Regions from separate parts of the Homo sapiens genome. Here region 2 is linked to region 1. Evidence: chromatin contacts called from ENCODE Hi-C or POLR2A ChIA-PET data. All regions are on one chromosome and are shown on one strand. Each heading gives the region's core, a stretch centred on a gene start or an enhancer-like site at or near the end of the contact. The rest is flanking DNA. Distances are from core to core; before and after follow the strand shown. Region 1 overlaps CFAP54 (cilia and flagella associated protein 54). Region 2 holds the start of NEDD1 (NEDD1 gamma-tubulin ring complex targeting factor).

Region 1 (5,665 bases), core at 1,465-3,964:
GGGCTATAAGGGATTCTAAACATAAGATACATTTTAAATTCAATAGTCCTCAGTGTTTTTCAAAACCATATCACTTCTTTGCCATTGAAAAACTAGTCTTTGCAGAAGTGAGTAAGGGAGCATTGAAAGTTCCATCATGAGTGTATTTCTCCTCCTGAATCCACCCTGAAGTATAAAGGTGATATAGGGTGAAACTGGCCCCTTGAAGACTGAAAACAAGCTGGGAATAGAACTAAGTATTAGTGGATTAGGCAAATACTGGCTGGGAGATCGAATGGGAAGTCATCTTGGGATTAGCAGTAGGTCTAAGAGAATATGAAGAATGAAGCACCAAAGAAGGGTAAGGAGCCAGGAGTGATCATGAGCTAAAATAATGCCTTAGAGAATTATTATTGCTCTAAGCACTTCACATGGACTCATTGAGTCCTCACACCACCGATTCATGGAATAGGGATTACACATCTCCATTTCACAAGTGAAGAAGCCAGAGGCATGAATGTTGACTTGCCCATAGTCTGTGTTTGCATTATGACTATGTAAGTATCATTCATGGCTAAGCCAAATAGGTTACTGCTTCCTTTATTTCTGCCTTCTTCTTTCCTGAAGAAAAAAGTTGCCTTATCTTTAACTTAGAGTCAGTCTTTTGCCTTTTTGAAAGTTTGGGAATAATCTCTAATTCTTCCCAAACTTTCAAAGAACTATACAGTCTTCTCCATTTGGTCAAACTCATCAGCATATCTTTCAGTTCCATTGTTTTTCTTCTTCAGAGACATGCTCTGCACTGATTGCTCTTATGGCTCAACTATCATCTTAAGAGTCCCATTCGTCACTCTATTGCAAATTCCTTCCCCTCTCTCTAAGTTGGGTTCCCTGGGTCTCCTGTTTCTGTCTTGAGTTACTCTCTTGTGTCAGATGAACACATCTTCCAGCTTCCTGAAAAAGGGTGTATTAGAGGTTCTAATTTTTCAGAGTACTCACGAGACTTCACAAAGAAAGGATAAGGCATGGAAGGCTAAAGAAAGCACAGGTGATCATTTGAGACACTCAAGATATCCAGGGGCAGCTTTCAGAGTCTCAGTCACATAGGACACAGTTCATTTATGGATTATAAACCACCAAAATATGGCATATCGTGGTCTCAAGCTGCTCTCTTATCTGAGGAGGAGCCTTTTATATCTCTGTTTATGTAGTCAAAAACACGTGTGAGCCCAGACTTAATAATAGAAGTGAAGATAATAGATCCAGCTGCCAATCATTAGTATGCACATTTTCTATAAAAAATGCAGACCAGATGTTATAGGCTGCTCCCTGGTGTGTTTCAGACCCTAGAACAGGACTGCGTCAATTACTGGTTAACACATTTTATTCAGGTTTGTCCAAGGGCCAATACCATGACTACATTCCCCTTATATGCTAACAGGGTTGCAGCAAACTAACTGAGATTACCCAGGAGGTAAAAAGACCTTGAATGTCTAACAAAAGATCTTTATTTTAATGCTTAATTCATTGTTTTCTTGGCATAAAATTCTAGGCTGACAGTTATTTTCCCTGAAAATGTGAGGGGCATTATTCCACTTGCAATCTTGCATTGCTGTTGAGAAGTCTGATCCCATTCTGATTCCTAGTTCTTTATTTGTGACTCTGCTAGCTCTCAGTCTTCCCTCTGTCCCGTATGTACTGAAATTCCATGATGCGCATTGGTGTGAGTCTTTCATCTGTTGTGCTGGATATTTAGGGTGGCCCTTTCAAAATGGAAAGTAATATTCTTCAGTTCATGGCCTTTTTTTATTTAATAATTTCCTCCCTCTGATTATCTTAGTACCTTTTGGAATTTCTATTATTCAGTTATTGAACCAATTGGATTAAGTGTTTACTTTTCTCATTTTTTTCCCTATTATCTACGTTTTTAAATTTAGGTTTCACTTTTGGGGAGATGGATTCAACTTTATATTTTCAATCTTTTCTTGATTATTTAGTTGTTTTGATCATATTTTTATTTTTAAGTAGTCTTCCTTGTTCTCTGATTGTCCCATTTTGTTAGTATCCTGTTCTTGTTTCACAGATACAATGTTGTCTTTCTTCTATCTGAGGATATTAATTATGGTTTCATTGGAGTTTTCTCCTGATCTTTGTCTTATATCTTATTCTGCAATTTCCCTTCTGTTAGTTTTAGTTTTTGCCTTTCATTTCCTGTCTAGTGACTCTTGACTGTCTACTTATGTTTGAAGTGAAACACTAAAAAGCATATTTAGTTAGATATTGACTTGTGGGCCTCATTACAGGATAACTGCAGAAGGAGGCAGTAGTTTCACTGGAGGATGATGAAATTTCAGCACCTGTAGGTCTTTTCTCTTTGACATATCAGTTTCCCCAAAGACAATTCTGTTAGACTCCTGCCTAATTTACTACATTCTGAGAAGGGGCTGTTGTGGGGTAGCAGGATGTCTCTCATTCAGAATACAGACTTTCACTTAATTCCAATGTTTTTAGTAAAGCACCTGAGCGTTGTACCTAACGTCCCTTAGCATAGATCCTCTCTGATTTAACATAAGCAGAGAGCAAAATAGAAGAAGTTCAGCCGGGAGAGAGGAGGCAAGGGAAAGGAGGAGTCTCCAGGTTGTACCCACCCAGATGAAAGGGAGGTTGTCTAATGTTACTCCCTGTTTGCAGTGCCACCTACTCCTGCCTTTAAAGGTACCTGAGCCTCCAGTTCCTGAGCTTCTCGGTGTTCTCAGTCATGCTTGTTGTTGGCAACCCCTCTGAAAACACTTAGGACACAGCCTTTCCTTTCTGCTGAGTCAGCTTTGTTCTTCCAGGTGCTTTCTGTCCTTCATAGTGTTGCTAACATCTTTTGTCTGCTTCATCTCCTCTTGTGTTCTTTCTGTCCTTGTGTACTTACGCCTTTTAAAAATACCTTTACTCTTATCTTAGTTTACTTTGTGAGGAAGCAGAGGTAAAGGCATGTGCTTTTAGGGGTGAAGAGAGTTTTTTCCTCCTCTTCTAAAGATTTGGGTCTAATAAAGTCTACCAAAATAATACTGACAATAGATAGCTTAACAGGAGAAAAAGCATACAAATTTAGTAATGTGTATAAGCACAGGAAAATAACAAGAGAATGATTACCCAATTACTCATACCGGAACTGAATGGACCCAAAGGGTAGACCATAGTTTTTGAATGATCTGTTTGAATGGGACCAAGAACAGACAATAGCTTGTGGGAAGTTATGGGAAGAAGAGCGGTAGCACAACACTGCAAACAAAGGTTGTCCGATTATGCAGATAAAGTCTCCCAGGCAATCTCTCCAAGCTGCCCTCAGAAGAATAGACAAAAACTCTGTGTGGGCCTGGTGATGACTTTTAGTCTTTTCTCCTCTCTGGTGCTTAATCTTTCTTGGTTATTTAATGAGATTCCTAGAAAGGGAGCTTCAAGACTATTGTACGTCTTTTGGAAGAAGTTTTCTCAGGCAGATACGGGAACCTCCTGAGAGAGCCCCTACCTGTGCTGGGTTAAAAGGTCTTGGTTCTGAGGTAGTTTCTAAGGCCTTCTAACGTCCTTTGTTACTTTGGGGCTCTGTTCTCTGAGCCTCAATATGCCTAATTACTCGGTTTTGATTGGCAGCTCTGGACAATAGCTTTCTTATATCTGAAATGAAGGAATTAGACCAGATTATCTCTAAGCTTCTGTGACTCTCAAACGCTACAAATCCATAACTAAGTAGGTGCTATAACTTATGCAACTGACTCTAAGAATTGTCAGAATCCAAACAACAGGGAAATTACTAGAGCATGAATCATCAAGGGACGTTTCATCTTAGCTGTGGTGGCTAGAAAGCTGTGTGTGGATTGGATAAATGGAGAGAAGAGGAAGGCAACAGCATAAGTGAACTCATAGAAATGACTATGCCCACTTATGGGAACGGTACACATTGAGAAGTAACAAGGAACAAAGTTGGCTATTTACCAGGTGTATGCTTAATACTTACTGTAGAGGGCCTTCAAAAGCTGAAATATAAACTTAATTGCAATACAAAATGTCACTCTTCAAAAATAATATCATATTGTTACCAAATAGTATTTATTTTCATCCTACAACCTTTGTACAATTCTGGTTCACATCATTTCTCTTTCAGGTGAATTGAAAACCCAATTTTTCTCTTCTAAACAAATACTTTTCAAAGTACAGTGATATTATTTTGTGAACTAATGCTGTAGTTTTTGAGCTAAACTCTAATTTTGATGTCACATTTTATACCCCTTTTATTTTTCTTATAGGTTTTATTGTTGTATGCATATAATTTGAAGCCTCTGAAGATTTCAGATGTTAGACATTCCACTTATAACAGTACATGTGTTGGCTCTTTATGGATTCCACTGAATAGGCAAGTAAAAATTCCACAACTCGAATTGTCTTTGTTGTTATCTCTCACGAGAATAGACTCTTTCAGTAATTGGCAAGGTGTAGCATAGGAGACCTGCTAAAAGGCACTTCGCGAAGAATCTTCCTTTTGTTTAGAGGAATATTATATTGCAGTGCTTAAGGGCATGAACTCTGAATCCTGCCTGCTTCATTCAAATACCAGTTGTGCCCCTTATTACCTTCACAACCTTGGGCAGTTTATGTAACCTCTGTACTTCAGTTTCCTTATAGTAAAATGGGAATAATACTAATAATAGTACTGAGGGTTGCTGAAGGAACAGTTCATACATGCTTCATAGAGATTACAGAGAGCACAAGGATGTTGTCTGTACTATATTTTGCCTGTAGTTTCAGCGTGGTTAAAAAATAATTTAATGTGGCTTTGTATGGAGTTTCAAAATTAAGCCCAAACTCCACTACCTCCCTTGGCCCACCTTTCCCTCTGTGCCCAGTCAGAAGTCTCTGCTTCATCTAGGTTGTTTTCCTCCCTCTCCATCAAACAGGTCATCTCTCTTAACTTTTTGCTCATGCCTCGTTTCTCTCTTCCTGTTTCACTTTACCAATTTCCCTGTTGTTGTTTTTTCATTTATTACTTAGTTTATTTTTGACTCCATTGTTCATTGCCCTTCTGACCTTAGCCTCCATTTCCTCCATTGTAGGATGGAAATGATCATAACTGCTCTGCCTGCCTTTCAGGGTTATTGTCAGGACTAAGATAGACAGTGTGTGAACATGCTTTGAAAAGCTTAACCACTAACGCCTGTTCCATCACTAAAGCCTGTTCCATCACTAACGCCTTTTCCATCAATGGCTTGGTAAACAGAGAATTAGTGTTTCTCTGTCCTTCCTTTGAGAGTCTTGTTTATGTTCCATGATTTTCATTTTGAATGACTTCTTGGCATCACCATGAAAGAGACAAAGGCTGTTTCAAGTGCTGGGCATATTTTCAATTGTTCAGTCAGTTTATTTGTTCCTTCTTTTCTTTCTTTTCTTCTTTTCTCCTCTTCTCTCCTGTTCTTCCCTTCCTTCCCTCCACTCCTCTCCTCTTTATTTTCATTCAGTCAATTTATTTTCTTCCTTCTTTTCCTTTCCCTTTCCTTTCTTCTTTTCCAAGTGAAATGGTCAAAAACTTAGGTACAGGCTACAGACCAGCATAGCTAAGCAACCAAATCAGGTAATTCTGCACTTGCTTTGTAAATCCAGAAATGTAGATTTTTCCAGCCCCATATGATGAAAATGATTATAA
Region 2 (5,665 bases), core at 2,076-4,575, 97 kb after region 1:
TGTTTCCTTCCTTTGTTTTTTTCAGTTTGTCAAGCATTTTAAATCATGGATAGATATTAAATTTAAAAAAAATGTTTTTGCTTCATCTATTGATATAATTATATGGGCTTTCTCCCTCATTTTGTTAATATGGTGAATTATGTTAATTGATTTTTGAGTGTTAAACCAATCTTGGATTTCTCGAAGAAATCTCACTTGATTATAATCCTTTTTATAAATTACTGGATTTACTTTGCATATATATGTGTATCTATATAATTTTGTCTCCATGCATAAGGGATATGAATTATGGATATTTCTTATAATGTCTTTTTCTGGTTTAGTATCAGAGTAATACTGCCTCTAAAAAATGGGTTTAGCAAATATTCTCTTCTTTTCTGTTTTCCTAAAATGTTGAATTATTTCTTCATGTGTTTGATAGAATTCAACAGTAAAGCCATCTGATCCTGGGGTTCCTTTGTGAGATGGCTTTCTTAATTTTGAATTCAATTTTTATGGTACATATAGGGCTATCATATTATCTATTGCTTCTTGTGTCAGTTTTAATACTTGTCTTTCAAGGTATTCATTTGTTTTAGTTGTGACCAAATTTATTGACATGGAGTTGTTTATCCTATTCCCTTATTTTTGTAAATATCCTTTGGATTTGTATTGATGGCTTCTCTTTCAATCTTGATATTGGTAATTTGTGTTTTCTCTTTCTTATTGGTAAGTCTAGCTAGAGATTTCTCAATTTTATTAATCATTTCAAAAATCAGCTTTTGGTTTCATTGATTTTTCTCTATTGTTCATCTTTGTTCAATTTCATTGTTCTGTACTGTAATCTTTGTGTTTAATTTGTTCTCTAAGTTTCTTAAGAGAGAGCATAGATCATTGATTTTGGACTTTTCTTTTTTTCAGAATATAAACACTGATTTCATAATATAAGCACTGATTTAGCTGTTTCCATGAATTTTTATTGTATTTTACTTATCACTCGGTTCAAATATTTTCTGTTATTATTAATATTTGTGATTTGATTTTTTCCTTCACCTATGGGTTATTAGAAGTAAGGTTGTTTTATTTCACGTTTGGGGCTTTTCTAGATGTGTTATTGTTTTTTATTTATATTTAATACTGTTGTGATCAGAGAGTATTGTCTGTAAGATTTATTCTGTTAAAAATCAATTGACTTGTTTTATAGCCCAATATATGCTCCATTTTCATGTGTATTTGAAAAGAATGTTTATCCTGCAGTAGTTGGCTATAGTGTTCTATAAATGTCAGTTAAAATAGTTGATAAGTGTACAGATCTTCCACATCTTTTCTGATTTGTTTTTCTTATCTGGATGTTCTATGAATTACTGAGAAAATTCTGTCAGTCTCCAACAATGACTATGGGTATGCTTTTTTCCTCCTTTAGCTTTGATACTTATTCTTCATATATTTCAAAATTCTCTTACGTTCACCTATACACTTAAAATTGATAATGGCTTGTGGTTATTTACCATTTTATCATTATGAAATATTTCTCTTTGTCTCTAGAAATATTCTTTGTTGTGATGGCTACTTTTGGAAATCTGTATATGTTTATATAATTCATATATTAGCAAGGCTTCTAACATTTGGCATCTATTGTTCGTTAAACTATTATACAGAACTGAGGAAACAGTGTATACATAGGCACAGAGGCACGGACAAAAATGACAGGACTGTTTCAGGGCCAGTAAGATTTGATGAGGCCGCAGCATCAGTGAGGACAGAGGAATGGAGGTTTCCATTTGGCCCTATACGCTGTGTTATGGCTCTTGACTGTATAGCATAAAGGTCTGGGACAGTCTTTGCAGTCTCATGGTCCCAGGTTTAACTTCTGAATCTACCATTTATTAAACTTGTAACCTTGGACAAGTTACTTAACCTCTATTTCCTCATATGTAAAATGGGGACAAATAATAGCACATACTTCATGTGTTTTTAGAAAGATGAAATTATATATATATTGCATACATACACATTACGTCTATATACACAAATACAGTGCTTAGTAAAGTGTTCAATAAATATCTATTTTTATATGTATAACTAGTATTATATCATATAATATGTATATATTATATTACATGTATTATTATATATATTTTCATATAGTCTAGTCTCAATTTTCCTGCTGGCTTCAATTTTCAGAGATTTAATTAATTGCCCTTTTTGTTTGAAGTTTTCTTTTCTCCATTTGCTCCCATTCTCCCTGCCCCCACTCCCTTACCGTACTTTCTTAGTTCCCAACTTTCTGGGCCTCCTCCCTGCCCAAATTGGATTTCATAGCCTCAAGAACTGCAGACTGTACAATTAAGGTAGTTGCTGCTTGCTATCTTTCTCCTTTTGCCACTCCCCCATGAACCTCAGTAACTTGGCTACGATTTCAATTTCTGCTCTGAAAAAATGCACTTATTAGAATTTTCCAATTATCTGCAATATGAATGCAGATAACTGGGGCTGATGTACCTAGTTCAGAAACACACCCCATGTAGTTGTGATGAAAGAATAACACTTTTTGCAGAAGAAATGCTCTATATTTATGATAAATATTCTTAGCAAAAATTGTCAGTAGAGCTATAAAAGGACCTTTGGAAGGGGCACTTGAAAACTCGGCTCAGCAACTTCCTTTTCCACCTTGAAGTATCCCCTTCAAAAGAATTCCCAAACAGATGATGTTTGATGTTCCGGACCTCGCAGCATGATGCGAAAGAAAGATCATGGGTTTTGAAGTAGGTTAGTGCAGACGCCTACTCTTTGGGTTATTTCTCAGCCTGAGCGCGTTTCCTGGCTTGTAAATCGCATGTAGGAATCCTTTCCTAAATCCACATCCACAATAGTTTCCCTTATTATGGGTCTTCGTGCATCTTATACCTTTCATTATCATAGTTTCACTTTCCATTTAAGCATCTAATAACGTCAGCTTCCTATAGTGCATTGTAAGCTCCACAAGGCCAAGGACCACGAGAATTCACTGTACCCCTGTATCCCCAGGCTAAACCATCACTGTACACTCAAGAGTCTAGCACAGTGCCTGGCACACAGTAAACAGCAAGTGAATGACAAGCAGTTGGCAGTGGCCGGAGCTCCGTCGCTGGGGCGTGGAGAGGGCCGCCCCGGCCCGCAGTTCCCGCCCTGACACTGGGATAACTTCCCCCGCGGCTGCCCAGCGCCGCCCTGACCAGACCCTCTGTACCCCGACTTCTGTCCGGCCAGAAGCCACAGCCGCACGCAGCGCCTCGCCCCGTGACGTCACTCGGGGCGGGACTTCCGGCCGCCGAAGTTTAACAGTCCAGGCGGGAGCCGGAAGCCCAGCGCGGAGCCGGCCGCGGCCCCCTGTTGTGTTGCTGCGGAGAGGTGAGGTTCCGGAGGCCCTGAGGTCAGCGGGCCCCCGCCCGCCGCGTCCGCGCACCCTCCCGATCCTAAGACCCGCTCCGTCCCCCTCAGAGGGCGGGGCGGCGGTCCTTGGGCTTTGCGCGCCCGGAGCGGTTGCTGGGCGGGGGCGCGGCGGCGCGCTGGGCTGGGAAGTGTCCGGGGAGGCGCGGGCCGGGGTCGCGCACCTCCCGGAGCCTTGTGGGGTGTGCTGCCTCCGAAAAGTTTGCCTCGTCTCCACAAGTCTGTCTCCTTTTTTGTCAACCTCAAGTACTTTTCTTTTGGCAGGTACTTGGATGCATTTTACAGGTTAGCCTCACTTGAGCTGTTGTCCTGCAAGTAAAGTGTATTTTTGGTGATTGAAAGTTGGAGAACTTTCATTTCAGCTGAGTGGTGTAGTTGAATTGGTTCCTGTAGCCGCTGTCCCTAAACCCAGGCCGACGTTACCGCCTTGTGTCCTGACTGCTAGCTTTCGACGGGACCGTCTTTGAGGGACTCATGTAAAGTCTCTCCCTTAATGCTCAGTTCTTAGAAGACCGAGGTAGGTGGGCAGATGGTCCTCTTCCCCGCCCCGCTTTAAGAGCCGAAAACAAACATTAAATCACCCGGCGAGTTGTGTTTCCTAAGTTGGAGCAGGTCGTTTGAACCCAGTTTTTCTGAGCCCAGGCCTCAGTGATCTACCCACTACACCCCGCAGCTCACCAGGCCTGGTTACGATGCAGTTAGACACAGCTTGCAGTTGTGGTTTACAGGGCTTAGAGCTCGCTTTTCCAGCAATTCATTAGTTGTTCCTTGACTTGGGAACCAAGGGGGCACGTGTTACACATGTTTAAGGCTCCAAATCCAAACATTGTGTTACATCTCTGCAGGTGACTTTAATGGCTTTTAGTAGCACTGTATCGGATGAATGGAGCATAAGGAAGCACATGAGTGAATTACATTAACTTTTTGTCTCGAGAATGAAACGTTTCTATAATTCTGTCTTTAACTTGTCCTCTGAAATGGCTTATACTAGACGTAGGTGTGCTGTTGTATTGGTGACTCGGGGACCTGCCTGTGACATCACTAATGCTGTGCAGTAGTCTTGCACTTTCCATACTAGGAAGGTGTGGGAGGTATAATTCTGTGCCCTCTCCCTTTCCTTTTCTCCCATGTACTTTTGAGCATCTTTTTTTCTCACTTATCGTTCATTACTACCTGTTGCTCTTTAAAGTGCCTGTCTAGAGCAGCTTCTTTGCCTTCTGTTTTCTAGACTTCCTTGGTTTGTGAAATCACCTTGTTAGAATTACGTGTTTCAGCTGTATGCTCTGAATAAATGATTGAAGGCATCGTAGTCCAAGTATTGGTATAGGGACTTAGTGGCGTCTCATTTGACCATATTGCTAATTTTAGAGTTTTGGAAAAACTGGTGTGACTGGATTCTGACCTGCAGAAATGCTAGTTTATCATACTTTTTTTAAAAATTAGGAAGTTACTTATTAGTAGTTATTTGTTGTGAAACTGCTGTGTGCCAGGAATGTTTCAAGACTCTGGTGTGGGGAGACAGACATTATAAGAACAAATAAAAATTTCAGATAGTGGCTGGGCACGGTGGCTCACGCCTGTGGTCCCAACACTTTGGGAGGCTGAGGCGGGCAGATCACCTGAGGTCAGGAGTTCGAGACCAGCCTGACCAACATGGAGAAACCCCGTCTCTACTAAAAATACAAAATTAGCCGGGTGTGGTGGTGCATGCCGGTAATCCCAGCTACTCGGGAGGCTGAGGCAGGAGAATCACTTGAACCTGGAAGGCGGAGGTTGTGGTGAGCCGAGATCACACCATTGCACTCCAGCCTGGACAACAAGAGTGAAACTCCGTCTCAAAAAAAAAAAAAAAAAATTCAGATATTAGGAAGTGCTATGAAAAAAATGAAATCAGGTATTGGGATATAGGGTAAACTGCTAAGTCCCTTACCAGGTAAGGAAGGGACTGCGTTAGCCAGGGTGGTCAGGAAAGGCCTTTCATAGGAGGAAACATTTGAGCTAAGACCTGAATGATGAGAAGGAGATGACCATGGGAATCTGGGGAGAACATCTTAGGCACAGGGAGCAGCAAATGAAAAGACACTGAGGTGAGAATGACTTTGCCTTTGCATGAGGCAGAGAGAAGGCCAGTGAAAAGAAAGAGGAGAGTTACATGGGGGCCAGGACATGTAAGGCAGGCTAAGGAGGCTGGATTTCATTATCATTACTGTGAGGAGCCATTGGAAGGGTCAGCTAAGAGAATGCGACCTGGCTTATG

Evidence for each region. Hi-C counts contacts between places; a loop is a spot of excess contacts on that map. ChIA-PET counts read pairs that join two places held with the same protein, here RNA polymerase II (POLR2A). Pooled maps may share reads with other maps.
Region 2: a map of endothelial cell of umbilical vein shows a loop between it and region 1 (5-fold over the local background). The contact joins the promoter of NEDD1 here to the enhancer-like site in region 1. A Hi-C loop is called at or near these places in 3 of 168 maps with a recorded cell type or tissue (Calu3, PC-3 and endothelial cell of umbilical vein), 1 of 37 single-sample maps with no recorded cell type and 9 of 50 pooled maps. POLR2A ChIA-PET finds 5 or more read pairs at or near these places in 2 of 52 experiments (MCF 10A and PC-3).

What each region holds. Positions count from the first base shown.
Region 1 is chr12:96,807,462-96,813,126 of GRCh38, forward strand. CFAP54 (cilia and flagella associated protein 54) reads left to right here. Exons shown (of 68, transcript NM_001306084.2): 64 at 4,275-4,381. Among named protein-coding and RNA genes, the nearest start is that of NEDD1, 97 kb to the right of the region's middle. Within about 2 kb of position 2,715, at least 3 of the 41 ENCODE cell types and tissues checked have a DNase peak (open chromatin) inside an H3K27ac peak, as active enhancers do; they include PC-3 and endothelial cell of umbilical vein, where a contact is called at or near this core.
Region 2 is chr12:96,903,932-96,909,596 of GRCh38, forward strand. It overlaps NEDD1 (NEDD1 gamma-tubulin ring complex targeting factor), which reads left to right and starts at 3,326. Exons shown (of 16, transcript NM_152905.4): 1 at 3,326-3,369; 2 at 3,673-3,925. RefSeq lists a silencer at 3,359-3,638 and enhancers at 3,879-3,968, 4,009-4,148.